Linked DNA regions of Mus musculus: region 1 is linked to region 2. The links are chromatin contacts, found by Hi-C or POLR2A ChIA-PET in ENCODE. All regions are on one chromosome and are shown on one strand. The core of a region is the stretch at or near the end of the contact, and the rest is flanking DNA. Distances in the headings are between cores, read along the strand shown. Region 1 overlaps Gm29811 (predicted gene, 29811). Region 2 holds the start of Gstcd (glutathione S-transferase, C-terminal domain containing).

The links. A loop is a pair of places that touch in the nucleus more often than their neighbours do. ChIA-PET counts read pairs that join two places held with the same protein, here RNA polymerase II (POLR2A).
Region 1: a loop to region 2 is called in a map of T-helper 1 cell, with 2.6 times the contacts of the local background. The contact joins the enhancer-like site here to the promoter of Gstcd in region 2. A Hi-C loop is called at or near these places in 1 of 37 maps with a recorded cell type or tissue (T-helper 1 cell). POLR2A ChIA-PET finds 5 or more read pairs at or near these places in 1 of 5 experiments (Patski).

The regions. Positions count from the first base shown.
Region 1 is chr3:132,868,329-132,873,763 of GRCm38, forward strand. All of the region lies in intron 1 of Gm29811 (predicted gene, 29811), which reads right to left. Among named protein-coding and RNA genes, the nearest start is that of Gm29811, 7.6 kb to the right of the region's middle. Within about 2 kb of position 3,248, at least 1 of the 3 ENCODE cell types and tissues checked has a DNase peak (open chromatin) inside an H3K27ac peak, as active enhancers do.
Region 2 is chr3:133,090,387-133,095,631 of GRCm38, forward strand. It overlaps Gstcd (glutathione S-transferase, C-terminal domain containing), which reads right to left and starts at 1,439. Exons shown (of 12, transcript NM_026231.3): 1 at 1,194-1,439. It overlaps Ints12 (integrator complex subunit 12), which reads left to right and starts at 1,469. Exons shown (of 7, transcript NM_027927.4): 1 at 1,469-1,590.

The DNA.
Region 1 (5,435 bases), core at 1,998-4,497, 220 kb before region 2:
TTATGTGAGCAATATCAGCCCAAGCTGATTTCACAGCCGCACTGAGTTAATTAAATGATTGCCTTTTTATTTTGCAAAGTGTGTTCGGGCTATTCATTCAAAAGACATCAGCTGAGCCTTAGTATGTGCAAAGCATGGGGCTCGCCGATATTCCAGTGGCAAAGAGGAATTCAGCATAGAAGCTGAGGCTCAGTCTTACAGGGAAGGAAAATGGGCTCAGAACTCAAACCTGACTGGCTGGTATAAGGCAAAGCAAAGGGAAGAAAGTCTCTAAGAGAGGCTTGATGTGATGGTGCAGCCTCCAAGTTCTGTCCCTTCAGTGGGACCTTCTGCAGAGGACAGTGAAATACCCGTGCTATCTGCTTGCAGGTTTATTGAGAGGCGAGACAAGGTCTCTAGAGGAAAGGGTTGTAGTAACTGCAGCAGAGTTTGAGACGGGAGTCACCCTCTCATTCTCTCTAGGCAATGTTAACATCTTACTATGTTACAATGTTAACACCTTACTAACTCAGCGAGCTTAGGAAACCTACCTTATCCTCTATGGCCTCTGTTTTTCTTTTCTCTAAGCTAATCATGGTAACCCTTATTGCTAATATATAGGGAAGACCAAAAGGCTAGCCCACTTCCACATGGCTAACTCCCCTTACACATGGCCTTGCAGTTCTGCTGTTTCCCGGAGGTTAGCTGGCCATGATCCAGGGCTGGCAGGAGAAAGCTGATGGTATCTATGGAAAGGTTTCCTGCTTCCTAAATAGCCCCTATTTCTAAAGTGTCAAAGTCAGAAGCCTTTGTGCAGAGCAAAGTTAGGAAACTTACAAACAATGACTAGGAGAAGTCACCCTGGACTCCAGGGCTGCTTCTCTCCCAGCTATGAATGTACCTGCCACCTACACACAGTCCTTCACTGTGCCAGGGCTGTAGAGCCTCTGCGTTGAATTTAACCTCTGTTTGTAATATAGTCCCGCATCCTGCAATACAACTTCAGAGCCATTCTTTCCATGTAGAAGACTAAAGGTAATAAATAGTATTTCCCATCCCACGGGGCTAAGGTTAATGAAAAACATTTTATTATTGGCACATCAGGCTAGTGGCTGATGACATGAGATGTTAGAGCCATCTTCATTGCTCTGTTTGGAAATTTTGGTTTGGAAATGATAATCTCTTTTAAAACGTGAAATTTCTAATAAAATAAAAAGTACATAGTGTTGACGCATTAAAAGTCAGCTAGTTGAGGGGTCCAGAGGTTGCTTTGAAAGATGGGTGATGAGCTGCTGGTCTCATGGATGTCAATGCTTCCTTCCATTGCAGGATTCCAGCAGGCAAGACTCTTAGGAGAGCAGGAGAATCCCTGTCTACAGGCCTCCCTCACCCCCAACTGTGGCCACTGTGCTTCTGCAAGAGTGGACGCAGACCCAACCTGTCTTTACCAACCAGTGTGGTTTCAGCTGAACTCTTTAGGTCTCCGTTCTTTGTGTAAAAGATAAGGAAAATAACCTTTCTTCCTACAATGAGAAGTTTCAAAGAAACACTATGGGTCAGCAGAGTGGCTCTGTGGGTTCTCCAGGAGGGATTATAATTAGTCACAGTGTCTGTGCCAGCTTCCTTTTCATATTTTGTTCTGACTCTCAGCAAGTGGTAGGGACACTTGCTCTGTGCCATGCCATCCTTCCTAGGTTTAAGCTCAAGCAATATCTAACTCTTTAAAAAAAGAAAAAGAAAAAAAAGAAAAAAGAAAGAAGAAAAAGAAAAACAGCATGCCTTGCCCGATTGGCTAATTAATAATCTATCTAGTTTAGATGGCAAAGGTTTATGCTCTTTAGGAATCTGAGCTGCATAAACCTAGACGGGGTTTGGATTCCCCATGCCTTTTGACTCACAGCTATTTATTCCAAGGTTCTCTTACTTCAAAGGTCGGTAGTCATGGTCTCATGACCACCAATGGATTTCTTTGTCTGGTATCTGTTCCCTAAATAGGCTTCTTTTCCACGAATGTGCCATGTAAGGTTGTTTCTGTTCACATTCCGCTTTCTGCCCTGGAGAATCTCCAAAGCCTTACTGGACTGAGGGTAGCTCGGTGGGTGATGGCAGAATGGTCCATTCACCTTGCTCCTTATACAACTGTGATTTATGCATAGTCTAGCCTTAGGGGTTAATATCCATTGTCCCGTGGTCTGGTCAGGTAAGCTCTAGCCATCACATACATGATCTCTGCCTCCTGGTGTCAGTCATTTGAAGAGCTATGTGCTTTGAGTCTGGAACTGGAATGTAAATGTTTGGATATATACACATGTATTCACTACCAATATGTTAACACTAGACAATCTAAACCTCCGACGAGCACAATGTTAATAATAAGAGGAAAGACTTTCTAGTTCTGTGCTAAGAACACATTACTCCTCAAACTGATCTGCATTAAACCCTGTAGATTACAGTAAGTACGAATCTAAACAGAAAGAAGGCACATCAGTGGCCAGGTACTATAGCTTTGAATTCCTGGGCTGCAAAGGCCGATAAGGATGCTTGGGATTCTGATCTACTAGGTACGTGATGTGATGAGAATGAAACTCTAGAGGTTTAAAGTCCTGTAACTTAACTTCCCAGACAGGGCCCCTACAAGAGAAGGCACGGGGCCTGCAGACAACCCAAATGGAGGTCTGATTCATTTGCAGTTCTTATGGTGTTGGCTTTGCTATGGCCAGGGATTCTACCATTGTTGAGAGTCGATAGAGGCATCGTTGAAGCCTCCTGCTTGCTCCCATTGCCTGGGAGGAACAATGAACACTTGCTGGCCGACCCCTCTGTATGCCCCCAAATCTTAAATGGACTGAGCCCAGCCCACATCTGAGTGGAACAAGAGGTTGCTGGGGCACTCGGATGAATCCTCGATTTGGATGGCATGGGGTGTTTCAGACTCTGTAGGGATGTCAGGCCCAATATGAAGTCCACTGTCTACACTTCTCTCCTCATCAAGCAGGCCACGCCTTTCCCTTTAGTGGAGTCTTTGAGTTCCAGTGCAGAATGCGGTCACCTCAAGGGAGTCTTTTTGTCAGAGCAGTGACTCTTGATTTCACTCACAGAGATAGATTCTCTCCCTGGAGCCTCCTCCAAGACCCCGGAGCCCACAGCAACCACCGATGAGTCAGCTCAGATTCTCTCAGGTCACTGCCAGCTCACCCTTTCCATCTGTGTGAGTCACTGAAAATGTCAACCTCGGTTCAGTTTCTGTGCCCTGGGTACTCACCAGCCACGGTGTTAGTAGGTGACCCAGGCCTGGCTTCCTGCCCAGAGCTCCTTTGGCCTGGGTTTCTGCAATTTGGCTGGAAGCAGGAAGAACTAACCTTGGTTTGGTGGCCCACATCCCGAGTGCCCTCTTTTCACAGGACATCCGGCTTTTTTGTCTGCCTTCCTGACCAGGTCCTATGAAGTCACTAGTGCTGCTACAAAACTCCTCCTCCATTACACCAGGTCCACTGTGAGAGACAGGAGACCGTAGGACCAGGCAGAACAGCACTATTGGGCAATCGGGGATCTTAGTGAATTGCATCTCCTCTCCTCTGAATAAAGAGTAAACTGAAAAAGACCACAGCAGAGCCTAACACATCAGTTCCACCAGGGATTTAAGAATGCTGCTTGCATTTGTGACCACAATGGCTTCCTCCTCAGAGATATTCTTGACCAGAACTGCTAAGCAATTCTAGACACCAAGACTGTCCTCTTCTCTGGGCAGTCTTTACTGGGGCCTTAGGAGTTTGGAAAACAACTGAACCATGTGGAGACTTCAGGGAGGCCTGGGAGAAGAGGCTCCATCAGTCTTGCTTGACAGGGAATCATGGGCCACGAGTACGGGCAGAAACATTAGTATTCACCAGTCTATCCTTATAGGGGCAGAGAAAAGGCAAGCAGGGAATGTAGCCAGATCCCTAGAAAAGATAGAACTTGCTAAATTCGCAGGTCGATGGGAGCCCAGGCAAAGGGAATTACCAGTTTGAACTCCACCTAAAAACTTCCATTTCTACACATGTAAGGAGAACTTATATGAAAAGAAAGAACCTAGAGGCAAATGAGAAAGGCTAGAGGGACTAGAAAGATGGTTCAGTGGTTAAGATCACCAGCTGCTCTTCCAGAGGATCAGGGTTCAATTCCTAGCAACCATGTGCATGGATGCTCACAGCTGTCTGTAACTCCTGTTTCAAGACACCCTCATACAGACATACAAGCAAAACACAAATGAACATAAAATTAAAAAAAATCAATTTAATTTTTTAAAAAAGCTCATTTGTTATAAAAGGAAAAAATTTAAAAATCTTTTAGAGTGGGGAGAAAATCGTTAAGAAGAGAAGATTTGGGGATAATGTAAGGATGGCAGGAAGTACTATGTTTCCAAACATGGTGACATATGCTTATAATGCCAGTGCCAGGAAGCAGACCAGCCATCCTAGCTACTTGGAGAGTTCCAGGCCCGTGAGAAACCCTACTTCTAAAAGCAAGGTGGACAGTTCTTGTAGAAGGATACCTGAGATTGTCCCCCGGCTTACACACACACACACACACACACACACACACACTCACTCACACACACACAGCACCACAAACATGCTTCAGGAAACATTAAACAGAGCGAAGGACAATTTAGAGAACTAAGTGCTCACTGTCTCGTCGGGTTTCTTAAATGGACAAACACATGCGCTGGAACCAAAACACACTCGGTCTGCAGAGGAAGAAGTAAGAGAGGCTGCCATTTCTAAACAACAAATGATTACTCAAAACCTTCTAGAAGCTCTGCTCAGACGGTAACTTTGAAAGAAATCACTGCCTCTGTTTACGAAAGCAGCAAAGAGCTTCACGGAATATAAACCAAGAACTGCGTCTTCACTATTCACGTACTTTTGAGTTTTAAATATAACTAGATTGACCCTGGTTTCAATATGAGATCTCTAATCTCCTTTGAGAATGCCTGGAGTTCAGATGTGGTGATGCTGGGTCGAAGGGAAGTCTTATACTGGGGACAAAATAGCCACTGACCTCACATCAGAAGCTGCCAACCACTCCCTTCAATGTGAGGATTTCCTTCATGCCCAGGAAACCACAGGGTTTCTATAGTAGGTGAACAGAAGGGTGGGGTCAGGCCACGACTTGACGCTGTGTCCTCCCGAGGGGGAGTGTGATGAGGTCGCATAAACTTGGAAGCAACAAAAAGGGACTTGTTTAGAACAGCTGGCTAATCTTCCTGGATTAGCCAAGATGGAATCAAACTTGACAAGACACTTGTGAAGAGTAGCAGGTCACAGCAGATAGAAGTCGCTATTAGTGGCAGTTTTAAAAATACCCAGAGATTTTAAATTTTTTATAAAAATAACCCATTACTCCTTGCATACGAGTGTGACCCATTTAAGGAGACATTTATGGCAGCTCACTTCCTTGGTGATTTCATAAAA
Region 2 (5,245 bases), core at 189-2,688:
AAGCTAGAAAACATAAGAGGTTTAAAACAAAACTCCTTAAGTCCATAACCACAAAGCTTTTAGTTTTGTTTGAAATGGGGAAATACATAGTATTCTTTCCACTCCCCCGGCCCCGGACCTCACTGCATCCCATTTTCCCTTCCTTGAGAGCCCACCCCTTCATGGCCCCTTACTAGTTTAAAGGTGTTTTTCATTAGTACTATAGAACAACGTTCAAACCTCAATCTCCTTTTTGAAGTTAGGCCTCTTTAAAATGATTGAGTCACAATTTCAGCAGCGTCAATGGCAGTGTATGCTCCTCAAAGTGCAGTTTAACACTCATATAGCTTAAAGTTTGATCTACTAAATATGACAGCAAATCAGTTGTATTGTAACAGTTTATTCTCATGGCATTTCAAGACCATATTTACATGTTTAAAGTCACTTCCAGTTCTTGCTTTTTAAATTGTGGGACAGCACGAGGGAAACTTGACAAATGCCACCATCTTTAGCAATAATGTGGTACGAGATACACTCGTTTATTTTTTCTGACCTTAAGGAATTTATGACAAAGGATTTGGTGGTGAGTATGGCGGGGGATGGAGATGGGGTGGTGTAATTCCCCAGTCAAAGTTAGAGAGGTATGTATTAGGGTATTCTTTTTTTTTTTTTTTTCTTTTTTAATTTAAGCCAAAGCAGTTCTCGTGCAAACTCAAGCTTTCTGTTCGTGCTAATAATGGAAGGGCAACGCTGCTTTGGTGGGGATAGCAAATGTCCCCAAATGCAGCAGATCCTAACTGTAAAATAGTACGCATGTACAGCGTCCAATCAGGAAGGGCTGCGACGTAAAACTATGTCTTTGGGGAAAGTTAAGTCGTGCTCCAAGAGGTCTTTTTTCCTGCACTTAACTCAAAACGACCACACAACCCCCTACCAGGCAAAGCTGCCCTGTTGCTCTACCCACGCAGGGAAAAGACTAGAGGGATGGCTCGCAGCCGAGGGGCCCACGCGTCACTCAGCGGAACGGCGCGAAGCCCGTCCATCTGCACCCACAGCAAAAGCCTGCGGTGAATGTGGGGCTGGCAAGACTCTCAAGGGCTGCGAGCCGTCACCGGTCCCACCCTGGCCTCCAAGCCCAGCCCCGCCGACCCCTGAGGGCGAGCGCGGATCTCAGGAGGCGGCGGGGGGACGAGCGGCCCGAGCGCCCTCTTTACCTGGTCGCAGGGGCGCGGCCAGGCAGGGAGGGCGCGGGAGCATGCGGGCGACGACGCGGGCCACCGCGCCTTCCCGCCCAGCTCGAGCCGGGACTCCGAGGCTACTTCTGGAAGCCGCGGCCTGAGGAGGAGCACTCGCCTCCCAGCGAGGCCCTGAGCAGGGGAAAGGGGGCAAAAAGAAGGAAGAGACAACGTGTCTGCGCGTCCCCCGCCCAACGCCATTCATAATCCGGCGGACCGGAAGGAGTGCCCTACGTCACTTCCTGCTGTCTCACTCGGAAACGTTCCCCTTCCGACCTGTTGCGGGAACCTTTGTTTCTCTCTTCTTAAAGCTGGTGAGGGCGGGGACGGATTCGAAGAGAGCTACCGGGAACCGACCGAGTGGCGGGGCGGAGCGGTGAGTGGTGACGAGGGTCCCCGCTTCCTGGCGCCTCGGGGGGAGGCTCGAGACCCCGCGAGGGGCGGCCGGAGCGGAGCTCCGTGGGCTGTCGGTCTCCTCCCTGCTGGAGGGGAGACCTCATAATTTGCGGGGTGGTTGCGTGGCTCCGCCTGAGCGCTCCTCCTAGTCTGGAAGGACTGAGTGAGGAGGGCGCCGAGGACGGTGGCCCGGGGGACCGGGACCGTGGAATTGTCCAAGACCTTTGACCGAGGGTTCCGGAGACCTCTGTACAGCTCCCGTTTTACATCTCTGTTCTGGCCTCCTTGAGAAGGACTTACCCCTATTCGAGGCCGCCCCCAGTGTGTTTTGATTCCATCAAAGAATTGGCATTTCGAAGTGTCTCTTGACTCTCCTTAGCTTCTCTAGCGCTTGGGTTTGTTTTGGAATTGGGGTTTTTACATCCTGAGTTTCCAGACTTCCCCAAAGGCGAAGCACTAAATGGAAAGAAGAAGTTAATTGGAAAGGATTACAGAATCTTGCAGAAACACGAATGGGATGGTCTCGAGTGTTGTAATGAGTATTGCACTCTCTGCAGTTTCCTTTATCTCATGCACTAGCAGGTGATCAACTTAGAAGTTTGTTTGAAACTAGTAGGCAGGGTGAAAGAGATCTGAGAGAAAGCATCTATTTAGGTAGGGGTGCTCAATTTTGTTTGGGGACATCACAGCAGCCTTGAAAAGGACCATTTTGGCAAAAATCCAGTTGATTCAATAAATATTTTTTAAAAACACCTGTGAAATGCTACTTGCCAGGGAAATTCCTGCATTCCCCCTCACATTCCCCCTTCATAAACTTCTGCTCTCATAAAAGCTATACACTAGTGAGATTAATAATTAAAGACAAATGAAAGAGTAGAAAGTGAATGTTGCAGGTCAGAGCACTGTACACATCCCTACCCATAAAATAGACGATTGTCTTGCTTTTTTGTGTTTGAGTTATGTTGAGAGGAAAAGACAGTTGCATTTCATGAATGCCTTTTGCTGAAGTGACTAGAACTGTGTAGAGTAAAAGACAAGAATATTAGACTTCGGTGAGTTAGCTGAATATAATAGTCTGGTCATTGTTTTCAGAGTAACAGAGAAATAAGAGGAAGTGAGAGAAAAACCATACAGAGTCATCTGCCTTGAGATGGTATTTGACAACAAAATGCTCATGACTGCTGAAGAACAAATTGGTAGTGAGACTAAAGCAAGACAGAGCATTGGAACAATAGTGGCAAGAATGAGAAAGCCAGGGAAAGAGAGGTCCAATACCAACTTAAATGTAAAAATACAAAGTATCCCTCTTGTATTCACCTGATCTTAAAATAGGGGAGAGTAGCTAGAGCTAGAAGGGGACTTGGAAAAGGGAAGCTGGACTTAAAACTGACTTGGAGAAATAAAGAGTCAAGAGGCTGCAAGAGGTCCTGTTCAGTAGGAAAATGTAATTGTTCTTTCTGGAAAGATGGGAAGTGAGTTGACCAAACAAGCATGAGAATGCTAAGTGTGAAGCATGCTAGATAGGACTAATAACCTGGAAGAGAATATGGTATTTCTTTCAGTGGCACTTGTTTGGGTGTAGACGGGAGAAGATGCCAAATAGAAGCATGTCTACACAGTAGGTAAACCTTAGAGCAGTGGGATAAGGATGCTTAGAGAACTGGAAGAGAGTCACGGAACGGCTTGTTCTAGAGTGGAAGCCGAACAGGAAGGGAATAGCATACTGCCATAAACAGAGGTAAGCGATGCGGGGAGATTATTGTGTAGGCTGGCAGTTGCAGTGTGTCTTGCATAGCTACAGGTACTTCCTGGTGTGCCCCAACCATCCCTCCCACCAGCGCTAGCTATCACTGCCACATCCTAGGTTATTGATAGTTTTACAGTAATAAGTATTCATTTTCTTCCTTTCTTTGTTTTAAACAGTGCTTAGGTTTTTAAAATAAACTCACACTTAACATATTCTTTCATCTATCTTCCTGTTCTCTATTTACATGTACATTGTTTATGCCACCTACTGCTTCTCTTTGGTTTGAAAAAGAAATAGGAGCAAGAAAGAAGGGGGGGGAGGGAATTAACTAAAAAAAATATTGTCTTATAATACCCCAGATATCTTCTTGAGTTAAAACAGTGGAGAAGGAAAAAAAAAAAGGAAGATATAGTTTGCAAAGAAGGAGGCTGTTGATTGTAGTCATAGAGAATGGTGTAGCAGACTTCACATTTCACTAGCTGAAAATGAAGCTTTCTGTTAATGAACTAAATAAAATTATTTATAAAATGTTTTAGAAGATCATAATATATGCTTAATTAAAGGTAATGTCAGGGAGAGAGAAAGAAGGGCCTGGCCCTAATATTATGTAAATAAACCCCTGAGGTCAGAGGTTGATAAATGGAGTCATGGAATTTCTAAGCTGAGCAATACAGAAGAGGTTCTATCTGAGTACTGTTATAGCTTTTCTGATGGAACAAGTCAGAGGAACACTTCCGTGTTGGGAGCTGTAAAACATGATGTCATTAGTGAGAATAGTAAAGACAGATAGATAGTGCTTGAGGAAAAAGGAGGAACTATAGAGGAATGTGTTATTAATGACTGGGCTAATAAAGCTAGTTTGAGGAGGGTGAAGGGCTGAGCTCAGTAAAAACACTGGATGGATTTGCAGGATGAGCATCTGTGCTTTAAAGAAGCCATGATGTATTGGGAGAAAAGGGAAATTGGAAGTTGCTGGATAGTTTAGAATAGTGGTCTCTAAATCTTTCTTATACACACACGCTCACGCACAAACACACAACATTCCACCATGTGCAGAACTGGGTTTGAAAGATGTCAGTAATTTATGGCAGGGGTGCACAGCATGTTAAGTCTTAGAAAAAGAACTAATTCTGAGGTTCCCCTTAGAGTATTGCTGTTGACAAATTTTGTAGACTTACACCATAGGTTACCTAATTTATGGGCATTTCATTTGTGATGACAGAATTACATAGCAGTACTTTGCTTCCATTTTTCCAAAGAGAAAATATAAAGTAGTGCCTCTGTCCCGTTGTAAGTATTTGTGTAGGCATCACTATTTGCTCAGTAATCTGTAAGACAGACTGCCCTGGGTTAAGTAAACTAGTGTGTCTACAGCTACATAAAATAGGTCATAGAAAGGTTACACTGTGTTTTTCTAGCTGAAACAACAGGTTTACCTCTTTAATCATGGAAATTATAGTAAATGAATTTTCCTCATCAGTGCATTTTCAAATAATCCTCCTGTCATTCTTTGAGATACTATATGTAATATAATTTAAAGCAGCAGTGGAGCCGATTTCATTTTCTTAAATTCTCACTAATATAACTGAGGTGTGGTTACTTTTTCTTTCTAGAACTCTAGCCTTCAAACTCACTATCCAGGCAATCCAGACAGATCAGGGTTTAGTAGAACATAGAATTAGTAATAATTTTTAATTATCAGATACCTTTTTAGAAACTTATAAAAAGCCTGGTGTGTATGTGCGCGTGCATGTGTGTGTGTGTGTGTGTGTGTGTGTGTGTGTGTGTCTGTCTGTCTGTCTATCTGTCTGTCTGTCTGCGCAGGGTATGAGGAGGAAAACAGACGGTATAAGTGAAACCTATTTTCAGCCTGTGCTTTCATATGCCA